Regions from separate parts of the Homo sapiens genome. Here region 2 is linked to region 1. Evidence: read pairs that join two places in POLR2A ChIA-PET (ENCODE). Cell type or tissue: Caco-2. All regions are shown on one strand. Each heading gives the region's core, and the rest is flanking DNA. Links, peaks and the distances in the headings are about the cores only.

Region 1 (8,330 bases), core at 285-8,284:
CGCCAGGCAGGCAGGACAGGCTGCTTTCTTTTTGGCTGGCCTCACCCAATTTCAGGTCTCCTTTCACCCTCCTGGCAGCAGAATGATGTCACCCAGAGAACAATGGTTCCTTTATAGATCTAGCCTGGGCCAAAGTCTGGGTCTCAGAGTAGGAGCCTCTGGGAGAGACCTGGAGTGAATGGAGGGGCAGAACAGAGGGCTTGGGTGCTCCACAGGGATCTGCTTTTGTTAAGTAATGTTAATCTCCTTTCCTGTCTCCCCAACCAACAAAATACGGTGTGCTCAATGTATTCTTGGAACATATAGAAAAATGTAAAGAAAACAAAGCCCACCCATTCTCCTAACATCACATTGATGAAAACCACTCCTAGCATTGGAATGCATTTCCTTCTTGTCTTTTTCCCCCCTCTTCCAAACAAAATTGCCAACCCTCTTTCTCTTTATATCCTTTAAAAAATGTGAAAGTTTTGTATGTCTTTATGACACTTTTAATGCCCTTGCAACATTTGTGTGCTCCATAATTTATTAACCTGTCTGGCTGGACATTTGGGTAATTTCCCGTTCTGGGCTACCAGGAGTGACCCTGCAGGGGCGGGGCCTGCATGTGTACTTCTTCATCTGGATTTCTGAGAGGTCCCCGAGGTTTAAGTAAGCTCACGTTGCTTTCTGTGATCAGAAGGCCCCTTTGTTACTCTCACTTTTCTCTCCCTCTCCCTGCGTTTTCTAATCTCAGATGTTTTGTTCAGACAAATGCTTCTTGCTTCCTCATCAGGAAGTCAGAAATTTCAGGAAGGAAATCTGGATTGATACGCATCACAGGGAGTGTTACGTTTTCGGATTTCATGAAGAATGGAGTCTTTAGTTGGCCGGGCGCGGTGGCTCACGCCTGTAGTCCCAGCACTTTGGGAGGCCGAGGCGGGCGGATCACAAGGTCAGGAGATTGAGACCATCCTGGCTAACACGGTGAAAACCTATCTCTACTAAAAATACAAAAAATTAGCTGGGCAAGGTGGTGGGCGCCTGTAGTCCCAGCTGCTCGGGAGGCTGAGGCAGGAGAAGGGCATGAACCTGGGGGGCGGAGCCTGCAGTGAGCCAAGATCACGCCACTGCACTCCAGCCTGGGCGACAGAGTGAGACTCCATCTCAAAAAAAAAAAAAAAAAGAGAATGGAGTCTTTAGCAAGAGAAGTCCTTACAAGAGAAATAACAGATTAGTTGTAATGGTGTGCTGGTAAAATGTTTAACAACCCCGTCTTCTTGGGGAAAAAGCTTTGATTGGTAGCATTTGCGCAATTTGGTGGTATAAATACTCCCACCATAGCCAATTGTAAGCTTCTAACTAGTTTTCACTAAACACAAAGTTGGGGAAAGATGGGCAGTAGATTACTGTTCTTTAGTATTTTTACCACACAGATATAATAGACATAAGTGACGGCAAGCCCGTGGAAAATAATAAAATGTAGCAAAGTAATTAGGAAGTGATGAGATGGGAATATTTATTACTTTTGCTTTTAATGTGATTTCTTTAATTGTAAGTTTAGATCGTTTAATCTTCAGTAATGGCTGTGTTTAATACCTGGCTCCTGAAAATTGCAGTTGTCCCTCAGGGGCCAGGACAAGCCAGCTCCAGTATACGCAGCTGGTTAAGAGAGTGAATTGTGGGATCTGGGAGTTGTGAGTTTGAATCCTGGTTCTGCGTCTCCCTTGCTATGTGGCTTTGGGTAGTTTTCCTACTTTTTTAAAGCCTCAGTTTCCTCTTCTGTAAAATGAGGCCAATAATATTATTCCCCCACAATTGCAGTATGTGGAACTGCAGCACAACGCTTGGTGCATAATAGTGAGGTAGGAAGTGGGACTCGACTCCAGAGGCGGGGCTCGGGCACCGGACCACATTGAGGACTAGCTAAAACAGAACCAGGGCAGAAGCAGCTTTCCAATCAGACACGCTTACCAGTGTGACATGTCGGTTTACCATTGATTGCCATGGTAACACCTGGGAGTTACTGTCCCTTTCCCATTGATTGCCATGGTAACACCTGGGAGTTACTGTCCCTTTCCATGGCAATGACCCAATGACCCAAAAGTTACTACCCTTTCCCTAGAGATTTCTGCATAAACTGCCCCTTAGTCTACATGTTATTAAAAGTGGGTATAAATGTGACTACAAAACTGCCCTGAGCTGCCACTCTCTGCCTGTGGGATAGCCCTGCTCTGCTGGGGCTGTCACGGAGCTGGAACACTGCCACTTCAATAAAGCTGTTTTCTTCCATCTCAGCTTGCCCTTGAATTCTTTCTTGGACAAAGCCAAGAACCCTCATGGACTAAGCCCCACTTTGCCTGTCCTGTATCAGTAGGATCTCAGTGAACAGTCATTATTGGCCGGTTGCAGTGGCTCACGCCCATAATCCCAGCACTTTGGGAGGCCGAGGCGGGCCGATCACGAGGTCAGGAGATCGAGACCATCCTGGCTAACATGGTGAAACCCCGTCTCTACTAAAAACACAAAAACATTAGCCAGGCGTGATGGTGGGCGCCTGTAGTCCCAGCTACTCAGGAGGCTGAGGCAGGAGAATGGTGTGAACCCGGGAGACAGAGCTTGCAGTGAGCTGAGATCGCGCCACTGCACACCAGCCGGGGCGACAGAGCAAGACTCCATCTCACAAAAAAAACAAAAACAGTCATTATCATCATCACCATTGTTATCTGATCAGAGCTTAATAGTTGGCAAGGCACAGTCAAACATGATAGCCTCTAAGGTGGTCCTCTCAGTGATTCTTGCCTTCAGTTATTCACACTGTTGTGAAGTCCCCTTCTATGCTGTACTGGGTTGGTCAGTGTGACCAACAGAATACATGGCATCACTTCTGAGATGAGGTTTTTTTTTTTTTTTTTTTTTTTTGAGATGGAGTCTTGCTCTGTCGCCCAGGCTGGAGTGCAATGACGCAATCTCGGCTCACTGCAACCACCCCTTCCTGGGTTCAAGTGATTTTCCTGCCTGGGGACAGTAGCTGGGATTACAGGTACGTGCCAACACACCTGGCTAATTTTTTGTTTTTTCAGTAGAAATGGGGTTTCATCGTGTTAACCAGGATGGTCTCGATTTCCTGACCTTGTGATCCACCCGCCTTGGCCTCCCAAAGTGCTGGGATTACAGGCGTGAGCTACCGTGCCCGGCTGAGATGAGGTTTCAAAAGACACTGCAGCTTCCCTCTTGATCACTCCCTTTCTTGGAGCTTTCACTCTGGGGAAAGCTGCTGTGTCTTGAGGACCCTCAAGCAGCCCTGTAGAGAGGCCCATATGGTGAGGAACTGAAGCCTCCAGTCCACCACCAGCAAGGAACTGAAATCTGGCACACAGGTGAGCTTGGAAGCAGATCTTCCAGCCTGCAGGTGAAACTGCACCTCTGGCCAACAGCTTGACTCCAAACTCATGAGATACCCTGAGCCAGGACCATTCACTGAAATCCTTCCTAGATCCCTGGCTTCCAGAAACGGTGTGAGATAATAAATGTTTGTTGTTTCCACCCACTGAGTTGTGGGGCTATTTGTTACGCAGCCAGAGATAACTAGTACACATTTCTTCTCACTTACGCTTGTGGAAATAGTCCAAGGATGGCCAGGGAGTATTATTTAATGCCTTGTCTTGCAGATGAGTAAATTGAGGTGGGAAGACCTGCCCATGGTCTGTAATGTGTAGGTGTTGGTATTCCCAGTGGATACCTTTCTTGTCTCATGTGTTCTTGCCCATAAAGGAGGCTGGCTGCTCAGCCAGCCTGGGGTCAGGCTCCCAGGGGCTTTTGAGCAGCTCACCCTTTTAGGAGTTGGCATGAATCTCCCAGCATGGGATGGAATTTGTTTCTTGGATTCTAAGTGCCCATTACCCCACTTAACTCATCAAACATTCATTGTAAGAGCTGGGCCATAAACAGCAGCGACCGCTATGCAGAGATATGAGAGCATGGTGGCTTTTCTCCAGCATCAGTTTCTAGTCCAGAGAAGTTCTGTCAGATTGCCCTGCTCCCTTGGAAGGAGGGTCTGAAGCATACCTTATTACTAAGAATTAAAAATTGCAGAGTTTGTGAACACCTTTGACTTTTGTTTTCTAAGCATAGATTTGGTATCTTCTGCTGTTCTTTCTTGATGGCAAGAAAAGAGGGGTGCAGGTAGAATTAGCTGAGTACAGTTCAGAGCTTGGCTCTCCCTTCAGACAGTCCTTAGTTTGAATGCCAGCTTTGCCACTAGTCAGCTTTGGGACCTCAGACAGGTGACTTTAATTCTGCAAGCCTCAGATGCCTTGTGAAGTACCCAGCATGATGCCTGGAACCTCGGAAGTGCATAATAAATGCCAGGCACAGTTGCTATCCTTACAACCTTGATACATTAGTCAGATTAGAGTATGCTATGCTGCAGTAACAAACTGCCAGCTCTCAGACACTTAACACCAAGTGTGTGTTTGTTTTGAGAGAGGGTCTCACTCTGTTACCCAGGCTGGAGTGCAGCATTGTGATCATAGCTCACTGCAGCCTCGACCTCCCAGGCTCATACGATCCTCCCATCTCAGCCTCCCCACTAGCTGGGACTACAGGCATGTGTCACCATGTCTGGCTAATTTTTTGTAGTTTTTGTAGAGATGGGGGTCTCACTATGTTACCCAGGCTGGTCTCGAACTCCTGGGCTCCAGCAGTCCTCCTGCTTCAGCCTCCCAAAGTGCTGGGATTACAGGCATGAGCCACTGTTCCTGACTGTTGGTTTCGTATTCATGCAAAGTTAGCTGCTGGTCCAGGGGCCATCTATAGCAGGCGCCTCTCCAGGTTGTTCGCATCTGGCATCTAGGCCATCTGGGAAGATGTGACTTCTTTGTAAAAATTTCAGAGGAAAAAACTGGAGGGCCACATTCAAGGCAGAGGCTATTGTCCCATTTTACAGATGGGGAAATTAAGGCTTAAAGAGTAACATATTTTAAGCATTGACCATGTGCCAGCCACTGAGCTAAGCAGATTGTCTTAAATCCCTATAGAAACCCCATCCAAGAGGTATTATCTATGTCGGGTCTGTTTTACAAATGATAAAGTTGAGACTTGGGGAGAGGTGAGTTGCCCAGAGTCACCTAGTTCATAGTCGACCAAGCATGGACTCCAGCCCAGGTCTGCTGACGTCTCATTTCTTGTGCCTCCCATTTGAGGAAGTGGATTGAGAGATTTGGGGTTCGTTTCCTGAGAGGTACCATGGTGTAGAACTGGGTTTCACACCATGGTGACATTGACGTTCGGGGCTGGATAATTCTCTGTCATAGGGAGCTGTCCTGGGCACTGTAGGATGCTGAGCAGCATCCCCGGCCTCTGCCCACTAGATGCCTGCACCATCCTTCCCATCCCCAGTTGTGATGCCCAAAAATGTTTCCAGCCATTGCCAAATGTAAGGGGCAAAGTCACCCTGGTTGAGAACCACTGATGTAGATCGTAAGAGCTCATCCTGGGATGTGAGTTCACACCCCTGCCAGTCCTTAAGTAACCATGTGGCCTTACCCAACAGATTCTGGACAAGGCCAAAGTATTAGTAGTAGGCCTTTGGAATACCCTTTTAGGTAATAGAACCTTTGATTCCTGGTGTAATTTTGGGCAAGTCTGTCTGCTCTGATAAAGCGTTTTTCTTTTGCTACAAAGTGGCGCAAACAATATCAGTTCACGGAGTTGTTACGAGAGTGACAGGAGATGCTGGTGGAGGGCACATAGTTCTTTATAAACAGTGGCTTTTATTGTCATTCTAGTTATCACCTGTCAAAGGGGAGGTTCAGATGGGGGCAGATTTTCTGGTGTTTGGAAGTACTCTTCACGGTCTATTAATTCCCAGTCCCTCATCTCCTGGCTCCATGTCCAAATATTTGCTTTCTGCCAAAGCCAGAAGTTATCCAGCACCTCACGTTCCCACCATCACCAGCCTGATTTCTAGAAACAGCCCTTCCCTGGGCACACCTATGATTTAACACCGGTAATTCCTTAATTCGTAGCTAGGAGCCTGTTCTTTTCTTCTTGGTAATTGCCTTCTGCTTTGGGAAGGATGAGGGTTGGATGTGGCAGCCACGTTGCAGACATCTTGGCAGGAAAAACCTGGGATGTTCTGGAGCCTCTGGTGCTGCATTTGAAGAGCGTACAAAGGTAGCCATGCTGGCAGATGACGTGTTGAGTTTCATTATCCATAAATGTTTTTAAATGAGCCCTAGGTGCCCATGTAAACAGGTAGCTGAGGGGCATGAGGTTGGTGTGGAATTGTTCTTCATGGAGGAGTTCCTGAGCCTTGGTTGTCAGAACATCTAGATCCTTCCAGTTCACTTCTTTTTTTGTTACAGCTGAGGAAGCCAAGGCCCAGAGAGGGAGAGAGACCTGTGCAAGGTCACACAGCAAATTGATGACAGACACAGGACTGGAGCTTGGGTTTCTAAATTCATTGTTGAGGCATTGGAGGCCAGGTGATTCTCAACTTTGACATCCTTTGGAGTTGAGCCACAGACAATTACTGAGCTCCTATCATTTGCAAAAAGCCCTGTAGTCAGCTGTGTAATATGTTAAAAATAATGAGACTCCGTCCCTGCATTTGGGTTTTTAGAAAAGTGAGCATATGTGTATCCCAGTTGTGCAGCTTTGAACCAATGTCCTCTCCATTACACTGGCTATGGGCCTCAGTTTCCCCATATGTTTTTTAGAGGTTGTGGTGTGACCTCTTAAGATCTTTGCAGTAAAATCAGCTCAGATTCAAATCCCTGCTCCCCTGTCTACTAGCCATGTGACTTTGAGCAAGACTTTGAGCAAGCCTCAGTTTCCCCATCTGTTAAAAGGGAATCATAATACTCTTCATGGTGGTGAGAATTCCATACAGTAACGAGTGTGCTGGGCACACTGGTAGGTGCTCAGTAGCTTCACTCTGCCTGGCCTCCCTTTTGGACCACCAGGGCTGCTCACAGCTTGGCAACAACATTCCTTCCTCCCAGCTTTTGCACAAGCTGTTCCCTCTGCCTGGAATGACGGAACCGTGGCACAGGCTCCACTGGTGTTTTAAGAGGGTTAAGCCTCTTCTTCAAATGGTGCCATTTTCTCTCCAGAGTGACCCCCAGCCTCGAGTGTTTTAGTTGTTAGAAGGGAGTGAGGTGGACACATGGGCCTGGCATAGAGCCAGCAGCCCCATCCTCTTCTTCCCGGCCTCTTTTGCATCCACTTGGCTTCCCTGCCCCCCTTGCAAGATTCTTCCCATCCCATCCTGCCCCACCCCACCCCTAAGTTGCTACTTGATGATCAAAGCATATTTGTGTGTCATTAACAGCCACGGCTAATTAGGAAGGAAGGGTTAAGTAGGAGGCATTCCTATACACGCCTGGGAGCTGAACAGTTAGAGATTTTTCATATGCTATGTTGGATTTTCTTTTCCTCTTCTCATGCATAAATACAAGTCCTTTTGTGGGGGAGATGAAAAAAGAATGGAGGTCATTAGAGATCTGCTTAGTGAGTTTCCTAATCTTTTCATGGGATGCGGAGCCCCGTGGATTTTCAACAACTTAGTGCCATTGGTTGAAAAATGGTTTCTGAGCTGAATTGTGGTGAAGCGGCTGCTGTGGTTCAGTGGTGTCTGATTGCTGGGATGGGGGTGGAGGAGGAGACAACAGGGGTACAGATGGGCCTGAGTTCAAATCCTGGCACCACACTTCTGACATCTAGGACCTTGGCCAAGGGCCTCAACCTCTTTGAGTTGTGATATCCTTGCATTTACAGAGGGCTAAAGATATGAAGATTGAACTCAAACTTGGGTGGGCATCAGATATATCTTGGGTCCTGGTGCCACGAGGAGAGTACCAGGCAGGTGCCTTGGGGGTCTGAGGAAGGACCCAGAATCTGCTTTGTGTGGCAAGAGCTCTAGGTGAGCCCCAGGTAGAGATGGTTACGTGGACACCGCCCTTTAAGGACCAATCCCTTAATGTTTCTTCATGTTCATAAAAATAAGTAAATAAATACATATCTGATGGATGAATACATGAATGCATGGACCAGTGCATGAACGGATGCCAAGCTCCTAGCTGGCTTCACACCAGGTGTTGGGTGGATGATGAGGGCCCAGCAGAGCTGTGCTATCTTGCCAGGAACATGATTTGGAGAGGCTCAAGATTATAATTCTGAATTTCCTGTTCAACAGCAACTTGTGTCCATGAGGGCAAGTCTCCCTTCTCTGAGGACTACAGAAGACTGTGGGTCTGTTGTGGTCCAGTCTCAAGAACTCAATGGTCAGTCCTTGTCCTGACCAACCGAGAAAGTCTGGTTTTGTTCTCACTCCCCTAATTGGTACCCTC
Region 2 (8,330 bases), core at 56-8,055, 89 kb before region 1:
CTTTTTGAGGTGGGGAAAACGAGGCCCAAAGAGGGCCCTGGTGATCCAGAGAGGCAGAGACAGACCTGGGCCCCCACACATTCCCTGACAGCCCACTACCCTTCAGTCTGGGGGCTGCTCTGAGGTGGGGCTGCTGTTTTACCTGGCACTGCTAACAACAGCCATTCATTATCCCTCCTGGGGCATCTTCACTCTTCCCTAAACGCCCTCACGTAGCTATTAGGGCCTTGAGTAGCCTCTTATCTGCCCCATAAAAGGGATGGGGAGGTGTTAATTATCCCTGTTTTATAGATGAAGAAACAGAGGCTCAGGTGAGGTCACAAGCCTAAACCAAGCTCCCCCAGTGAAGAGGCAGTAGAGCTGGGACTAGCACCTGGGTGTCTTCCCCCAGCTGGGGCTCCTCCACCCCAGTAATGCTGTGTTTGAGGTAGGCTCTCCCCACTGGGCAGTTCTCCTTTTGGTAAGTGGAAAGGAAATGTCCTTTCTGAAGGTTACTTGGCCTGGCCTCCTGAGCTGGTGTGTGGGCTGGGGGGAATAACAGCTTCCAGCTCCATGAAGGTAACTCAGATCTCTGTACCAGGTTTTCAAGTTCAGCTTCCAGCAACGAAGTCAAATATGAGAAGAGTGCTGAGCTGAGCGGCGAGTTTCCTAAGGAACCGAGAGAAAAGGTAAGGAGTGGCTGTGTAGCACGTCTCTCATTAACCAGCGGGCAGTTATGGCTGCTGGAGAAAGAGCCTCCATGATCTTCTAGGCCCCAGGAAGACTCAGAAACATGTCATGCACACGATAAAACATTTTTTCTTCTAATGTTGGGACTTTGAAGTCCCTTTTGGCATGAAGAGTTGTGATTCCCTACTCCCAGGTGTTAAATGCTGTTTACAAATGTTATCAGGCATTTTTTTTCTTCGCAAAGAGGCAGAGGGGCATGGCTTTCTTATATAGGAGTGCCTGCTTTGTTAAAATACTAAAATTTAGGTTTAAGATGTTAATAGAAACTCCTTCAAGGTCCTTCATAGTGGTTCTTATTGCCTTCCCCTTACTTACCACCTAGCCATAGAAGGAAGAAGTAGGTGGCTGGGCACAGTGGCTCACATTTGTAATCCCAGCACTTTGGGAGGCTGAGGTGGAGGGAGGATTGCTTGAGCCCAAGAGTTTGAGACCAGCCTGGGCAACATAGTGAGACTCTTATCTCTAAAAGAAAAAAAAAATTTTTTTTAATTAGCCAGATGTGGTTGTGCATGCCTATAGTTCTAGTTAAGGCTGAGGCAGGAGGATTGCTTGAGCTCAGGACTTTGAGGCTGCAGTGAGCCATGATCATGCCACTGCACTCTAGCCTGGGCGACAGAGTGAGACTTGTCTCTAAAAGAATAAAAATGTAAATTAAAACAAAAAGAAGTAGGTTACCAGCAATTAAATTGCTTGAAAAGTATTTTTATTTCATCTTTTTAATAAGAGAAAACTCATAAAATTGTCTCCTAGCGAAAACCGGTTTGTGGTTGATGCTTTCTGCAGAGTCTTAGTTGTTTTTTTGGTTGGTTTGTTTTCGTTTTTTTTTTTTTTTTTTTTTTTTGATGGAGTCTCCCTCTGTCGCTCAGGCTGGAGTGCAGTGATGTGATCTCGGCTCGCTGCAAGCTCCGCCTCCCGGGTTCAAGCAATTCTCCTGCCTCAGCCTCCCAAGTAGCTGGGACTACAGGTGCCCGCCACCATGCCCGGCTTATTTCTTTTGTATTTTTAGTAGAGTTGGGGTTTCACCATGTTAGCCAGGATGGTCTCGATCTCCTGACCTCGTGATCTGCCCGCTTCGGCCTCCCAAAGTGCTGAGATTACAGGTGTGAGCCACCGTGCCTGGCCCAGTTTTTTTAAAAACAGCTTTGAGATACAATTGACATACAGGAAAGAGCACAGATTTAACACATTCAACTTGGTGAGTTTCCTATGTGTGTACAACCTGTGAAACCACCATCACAGTCAGAATAGCGAACATCTCCATCCCAGGCAAAAGGTTCCTCATGCCACTTTGTTTTTTTTTTTTTTTGGAAACGGAGTTTTGCTTGTTGCCCAGGCTAGAGTGCAGTGGTGCGATCTTGGCTCACAGCAACATCCACCTCCCAGGTTCAAGTGATTCTCCTGCCTCAGCCTCCCGAGTAGCTTGGATTACAGGCACCCACTACCACGCCTGGCTAATTTTTGCATTTTTAGTAGAGACGGGGTTTCGCTGTGTTGGCCAGGCTGGTCTTGCACTCCTGACCTCAAGTGATCCACCCACCTCGGCCTCCAAAAGTGCTGGGGTTACAAGTGTGAGCCACCACACCCGGCCACGACGTTGTAATCTCTCCCTTCCCCTGCTCTTCCCAGCCCATCACAGGTCTGCTTTCTGTCCGTGTAGATTAGTTTGCATTTTCTAGACTTTAGTATAAATGGAATCAGTCCTCTTTTTTTTTTTGCCCTTGCTTGTTCACTCAGAGTAATTATGTTGAGATCATTCATGGTGTAGCATGTATCAGTAGTTCATTCCTTTCTGTTGCTGACTAGTATTCTATTTGTGTGAGTAGACCACAATTCGTTTATCCATTCACCTTTTGATGGACAATTGGGTTGTTATCTGTTTGGGGCAATTACCAGTGAAGCTGCTGTGAACATTTGTGGACAAGGCTTTGTAAGAGCTTCTATTTCTTTTCTTTTCTTTTTCTTTTTTAATTTTTTAATTTATTATTATTTTTCATTTTTGAGATGGAGTCTCGCTCTGTTGCCCAGGCTGGAGTGCAATGGCGCGATCTCGGCTCACTGCAAGCTCCGCCTCCTGGGTTCACACCATTCTCCTGCCTCAGCCTCCTGAGTAGCTGGGACTACAGAGGCCCGCCACCACGCCTGGCTAATTTTTTGTATTTTTAGTAGAGATGGGGTTTCACCGTGTTAGCCAGGATGGTCTCCATCTCCTGACCTTGTGAGCCACCTGCCTCGGCCTCCCAAAGTGCTGGGACTACAGGCATAAGCCACTGCGCCTGGCCTTTTTTTTTTTTTTTTTTTCTAATTTTTGAGACAGAGTCTTACTCTGTTGCCTGGGATAGTACAGTCACGTGATCTCAGCCCACTGCAACCTCTGCCTCCTGGGTTCAAGTAATTCTCCTGCCTCAGCCTCCTGAGTAGCTGGGGACTACAGGCACGTGCCTCTATGCCCACTTAATTTTTTGTATTTTTAGTAGAGATGGGGTTTCACCATGTTGGCCAGGCCAGTCTTGAACTCCTGACCTCAGGTGATCTGCCTGCCTTGGCCTCCCAAAATGCTGGGATTATAGGTGTGAGCCACCGCGTCCGGCCAGGACTTCTATTTTCTTTTCTCTTGGGTAAACATCTAGGAGTAGAATGGCTGGATCATATGGTAGATGCATGTTTTATGTTTTAAGAAACTTCCGTGGAGTTTTAAAAATAACACCAGTGCTTGGTTTCAAGCTTGTACCCATCTCAGTACATCACCAACAAAAGTGGGCTGGCTTTGAATGGCAATACCCACCACCACTCTTGGAGGCAGCGGTTTGCCCTGCAAGTTTTATTGTTGCATTTTCTGAATCATTTCTTTGAAAATGGTTAGGAGTGATACCATTTAAGTAATTAAAGCTCCTTATATTTGTATTAAAATGCTGTAGTGACAGCAGCAGCAAGGGCAAAAAGGCTGTGTGTGGCGAGAGTGGCAAAATGTTGATTGTCATTAAATTGGGGGGATGGGTTGGGCAAGTTCATTATTTTCTCTGTAATTTTGTGTATGTTTAAAACTTTAAAGAAAGGAATAGTTAAGAAATAAACCCTTGCTTTACATGTGATGAGATTTTATCTCTATAAGTAGACTTTATGTGTGTGTGTATGTGGGTGTGTTTATTGTAGTAAAATACACATAACAGGCTGGATGTGGTGGCTCATGCCTATAATCCCAGAACTTTAGGAGGCCAAGGTGGGAAGATTGCTTGAGGCCAGGAGTTTGAGGCTGCAGTGAGCTCTGATTATACCACTGCACTCCAACCTGGGCAACAGAGCGAGATGCTGTCTTTATTTTATTTATTTATTTATTTTTTTAGAGATGGAATTTCGCTCTTGTTGCCCAGGCTGGAGTGCAATGGCACAATCTCAGCTCACTGCAACCTCTGCCTCCTGGGTTCAAGCGATTCTCCTGCCTCAGCCTCCTGAGTAGCTGGGATTACAGGCATGCGCCACCACACCTGGCTAATTTTGTGTTTTTAGTAGAGACAGGGTTTCTCCATGTTGGTCAGGCTGGTCTCGAACTCCCGACCTCAGGTGATCCACCCGCCTCGGCCTCCCAAAGTGCTGAGATTGCAGGCATGAGCTACCGTACCTGGCTGAAATCCTGCCTTTAAAAAGAAAAAAAGTACACATAACATAAAATATATCATTTTAACTATTTTTAAAGAAAAATAATGAATTTGTGAAATTTACAAAATTTACAAAGTTTCAAAAATTCGGTCTTTCTAATATATATATAAATAATACAAAGAGAGTTCTGAAAGGCTCTTCAAGGATCATAACCCATTGGTAATAGCTGTTATCCAAGAAAAGGGACTGGTATTTGAACAAGGGAACAAAAATGATTTGAACTTTGGCCGGGCGTGGTGGCTCACACCTGTAATCCCAGCACTTCGGGAAGCCAAGGTGGGTGGTTCACCTGAGGTTGGGAGTTCAACACCAGCCTGACCAACATGGAGAAACCCCATCTGTACTAAAAATACAAAAAAAAAATTAGCCAGGCGTGGTGGTGCATGCCTGTAATCCCAGCCACTCGGGAGGCTGAGGCAGGAGAATCACTTGAATCTGGGAGGCAGAGATTGCGGTGAGCCGAGATCGCGCCATTGTACTCCAGCCTGGGTGACAAGAGCGAAACTCCATCTCAAAAAATAAAAATAAAAAATAAAAAAAGCTTTGAACTTTGTATTGTTTGGATTCCTTTACAATCAAAATGGATTCATGTATTGTTTATGTAAAATTTACGTATTAAAATATAAACAGTCCAGGTGCGGTGGCTTGTGTTTGTAATCTCAACACTTTGGGAGGCTGAGGCAGGTGGATCACTTGAAGTCAGCAGTTCAAGACCAGCCTGGCCAACGTGGTGAAATGCCGTCACTACTAAAAACACAAAAATTGGCTGGGTGTAGTGATGCATGCCTGCACTTTCAGCTACTCGGGAGGCTGAGGCAGAAAAATCGCTTGAATCCGGAAGGCGGAGGTTGCAGTGAGCCGAGATCGTGCCATTGCACTCCAGCCTGGGCAAAAGAGCAAGACTCCATCACAAAAATATGTATATATGTGTATATTGCAAAAAAATATATATGTGTATATATGTATATATGTGTATATATGTATATATGTATATATGTGTGTATATATATGTGTGTGTATATATTTCAACAAAGGTTTACAGTCAGTGTTTTTAGAGCACTTCAATGGCATTCCATCATCTACAGTAGGGGTTAGCAAACTGTGCCCCTGGCCTTATTATAACCATTTTAAAGTGCACAACTGAGTGGCATTAAGGACGTTTTCAGTATTATGTAAGCATCACCACTATCTAGTTCCAGAATCTTCTATCACCTCAAATGGAAACCTTGTGTCCTCGTCTCCCATTCCCAGGCATCCAGTAATCCACTTTCTGTCTATGGATTTACCTATGATGTGTATATATATTTATATTTATATATATGCTGTATATAAATGGAGTCTTATATAGCTTTTTGACTGGCTTCTTTTGCTTAGCATAGTATTTTCAAAATTCATCCACGGTGTAGGATGAATCAGTATTTAATTCCTTTTATTTATTTATTTTTTTAGACAGAGACTCACTCTGTCACCCAGGCTGGAGTGCAGTGGCACGACCTCGGCTCACTGCAATCTCCGCCCTCCAGGTTCAAGCAATTCTCTTGCCTCAGCCTCCTGAGTTGCTGGGATTACAGCCGTGTGCCACGACACCCAGCTAGTATTTTTAGTAGAGAACGGGGTTTCACCATGTTGACCAGGCTGGAGTCTTGAATTCCTGAGCTTAGGTGATCCACTTGCTTTGGCCTCCCAAAGTGCTAGGATTACAGGTTTGAGCCACCGCACCTGGCCTTTAATTCCTTTTAAAAGATTATTATTATTTTATTTTATTTTTTTGGTGTAGACAAGGTCTCACTATTTTGCCCAGGCTGGTCTTGGACTCCTGGACTTAAGCGATTCTCCCATCTCAGCCTCCCAAAGTGCTGAGATTACAGGCGTGAGCCACCGCGCCTGGCTGGATCTGCCTCTTTCTGTGGTAACAAATGCCTGTGCAGTAGTCCATCGTTTGGAGATAATTGAAATTTAGCCAATGCTTTTCCAGTGAGCATTCAGGTTGTTTCTGTGTTCTTTTGCTTGCACCAACGGTGCTGTCTCAACTTTCTTGTTTGTGTAGGCTTGTGCATGTGGACAAAGTCCTGGGAGGAACTTGGCCGGATAAAAGGAAATGAGTATTTTAACATCAGGATAGATACATTGCTTTGCCCAAAGTCGGGTTCATTTATGTTCTCTCCAACAGTATCTGAGTGTCCATTTCCCCACATCCTCACCCACACTGGGTGTGTTCATTCTTTTCAATTTTATGGTATTTCATTGTTTTAATTATACAAGCAGCCCTTTCAATTACTCCACTTTTTCCTTTCCATCTCAAATCCTTAAACACTGAGGTGTTTCTTTTTCTTTTTGTTTCTTTCCAGCAAAAGGAGGGGCACAGTTTGGATGGAGCATGCATCCCGAGAAGCCCCTGGAAGCCTGGGACACTCCGGGATAAGTCCAGGCAGACGGAGCAGAAGGTTAGCTCTAACCAAGACCCCGACAGCTGTCGCGGTGGAAGCTCAGTGGAGGCCCCGTGCCCTTCTGACGTCACTCCAGAGGATGACCGGAGCTTCCAGACTGTGTGGGCCACAGTATTTGAGCACCACGTGGAGAGACACACAGTGGCTGACCAGTCGGGACGTTGTCTCTCCACCACACCCCCTGGTGACATGGCCCATGCCCGTGTCTCAGAACCCAGGCCGAGGCCTGAGATGGGCTCTTGGCTGGGCAGGGACCCACCAGACATGACAAAACTGAAGAAAGAGAACTCCAGAGGGTTTGACAATCCCGAGACGGAGAAATTGGGACCAACCACCCTTTTGAATGGTGAACTGAGACCGTATCACACGCCTCTCCGGGACAAATACCCTTTGTCTGAAAACCACAATAATAACACCTTCCTCAAACACTTGGAAAATCCTCCCACATCGCAGAGAATTGAGCCCAGATATGACATTGTGCATGCAGTGGGAGAGCGTGTGCACAGCGAGGCCATCTCACCGGCACCGGAGGAGAAAGCGGTCACGCTCCGCAGCCTCAGGTCTTGGCTCTCACTGAAGGACAGGCAGCTGTCCCAGGAGGTCACCCCTGCTGACCTGGAGTGTGGTTTGGAAGGTCAGGCGGGGTCCGTCCAAAGGGCCAGTTTGATTTGGGAAGCTCGAGGCATGCCTGAGGCTAGTGGACCGAAGTTTGGGGGCAATTGCCCGTTTCCCAAATGGACAGGCGGGGCAGTGGTGAGCTCGCACAAAGCCACCGTGGCAGTCAGCGAAGAGCACTGTGCTCCCGGGGCCACCTCCGTCAGGGCTATCAAGGCTGCCATCTGGGAAAGCCAGCATGAGGGGCCAGAGGGGGCCAGAAGCAAGCCAGGAGTGGGAGCAAGGGGCCCACCCCAGGGATGCCCCCTCGATCCTCTTTCCAGGGCTACGAATGGGCCTTCTGACTCCCAAGCACGAACACATCCAGATGCATTTGCTGTGCAGAAAGGGCCCTTCATTGTAGCCGCCAGGGAGGGTGATCCAGGGCCGGCCCAGGTGCCACAGCCTGCAGTCAGAATGCGGAAAGCCGGCGCCATGGACCAGAGAATGGACAGATGGCGGCGGCGGACTTTACCCCCCAACGTGAAATTTGATACATTCAGTTCTCTTGTCCCAGAGGACTCTCCACATGTGGGGCACAGACGAACAGATTATGTGAGCCCCACAGCCAGTGCCTTAAGAAAACCTCAACTATCCCACTACAGGGTGGAGACCCAGGAGGTGAACCCAGGTGCTTCACGGGACCAGACTTCCCCAGCAGTGAAGCAAGGGTCACCTGTGGAACCCAAGGCGACATTTTTTGCAGTCACCTATCAGATTCCCAATACTCAAAAGGCAAAGGGTGTGGTTCTGTCAGGAGCTGAAAGCTTGCTGGAACATTCTAGAAAAATCACTCCACCCTCGTCTCCTCATTCTTTAACATCCACTTTGGTTTCTCTTGGTCAT

The links. Peaks named below come from ENCODE experiments on the same cell type or tissue, not always from the same donor. Only the 100,000 strongest peaks of a DNase experiment are listed, where the experiment ranks them.
Region 2: POLR2A ChIA-PET joins it to region 1 with 12 read pairs; 2 of 35 experiments call an interaction of 5 or more read pairs at or near these places.

The regions. Positions count from the first base shown.
Region 1 is chr22:25,120,317-25,128,646 of GRCh38, forward strand. The region is part of intron 6 of KIAA1671; the gene reads left to right. Among named protein-coding and RNA genes, the nearest start is that of KIAA1671-AS1, 12 kb to the left of the region's middle. RefSeq lists an enhancer at 3,517-3,686. In Caco-2, for the core only: no CTCF peak of the experiment used is centred there; no DNase peak of the experiment used is centred there.
Region 2 is chr22:25,032,029-25,040,358 of GRCh38, forward strand. KIAA1671 reads left to right here. Exons shown (of 13, transcript NM_001145206.2): 4 at 581-668; 5 at 6,732-8,330. Among named protein-coding and RNA genes, the nearest start is that of KIAA1671-AS1, 76 kb to the right of the region's middle. In Caco-2, for the core only: no CTCF peak of the experiment used is centred there; a DNase peak (open chromatin) is centred at 4,634.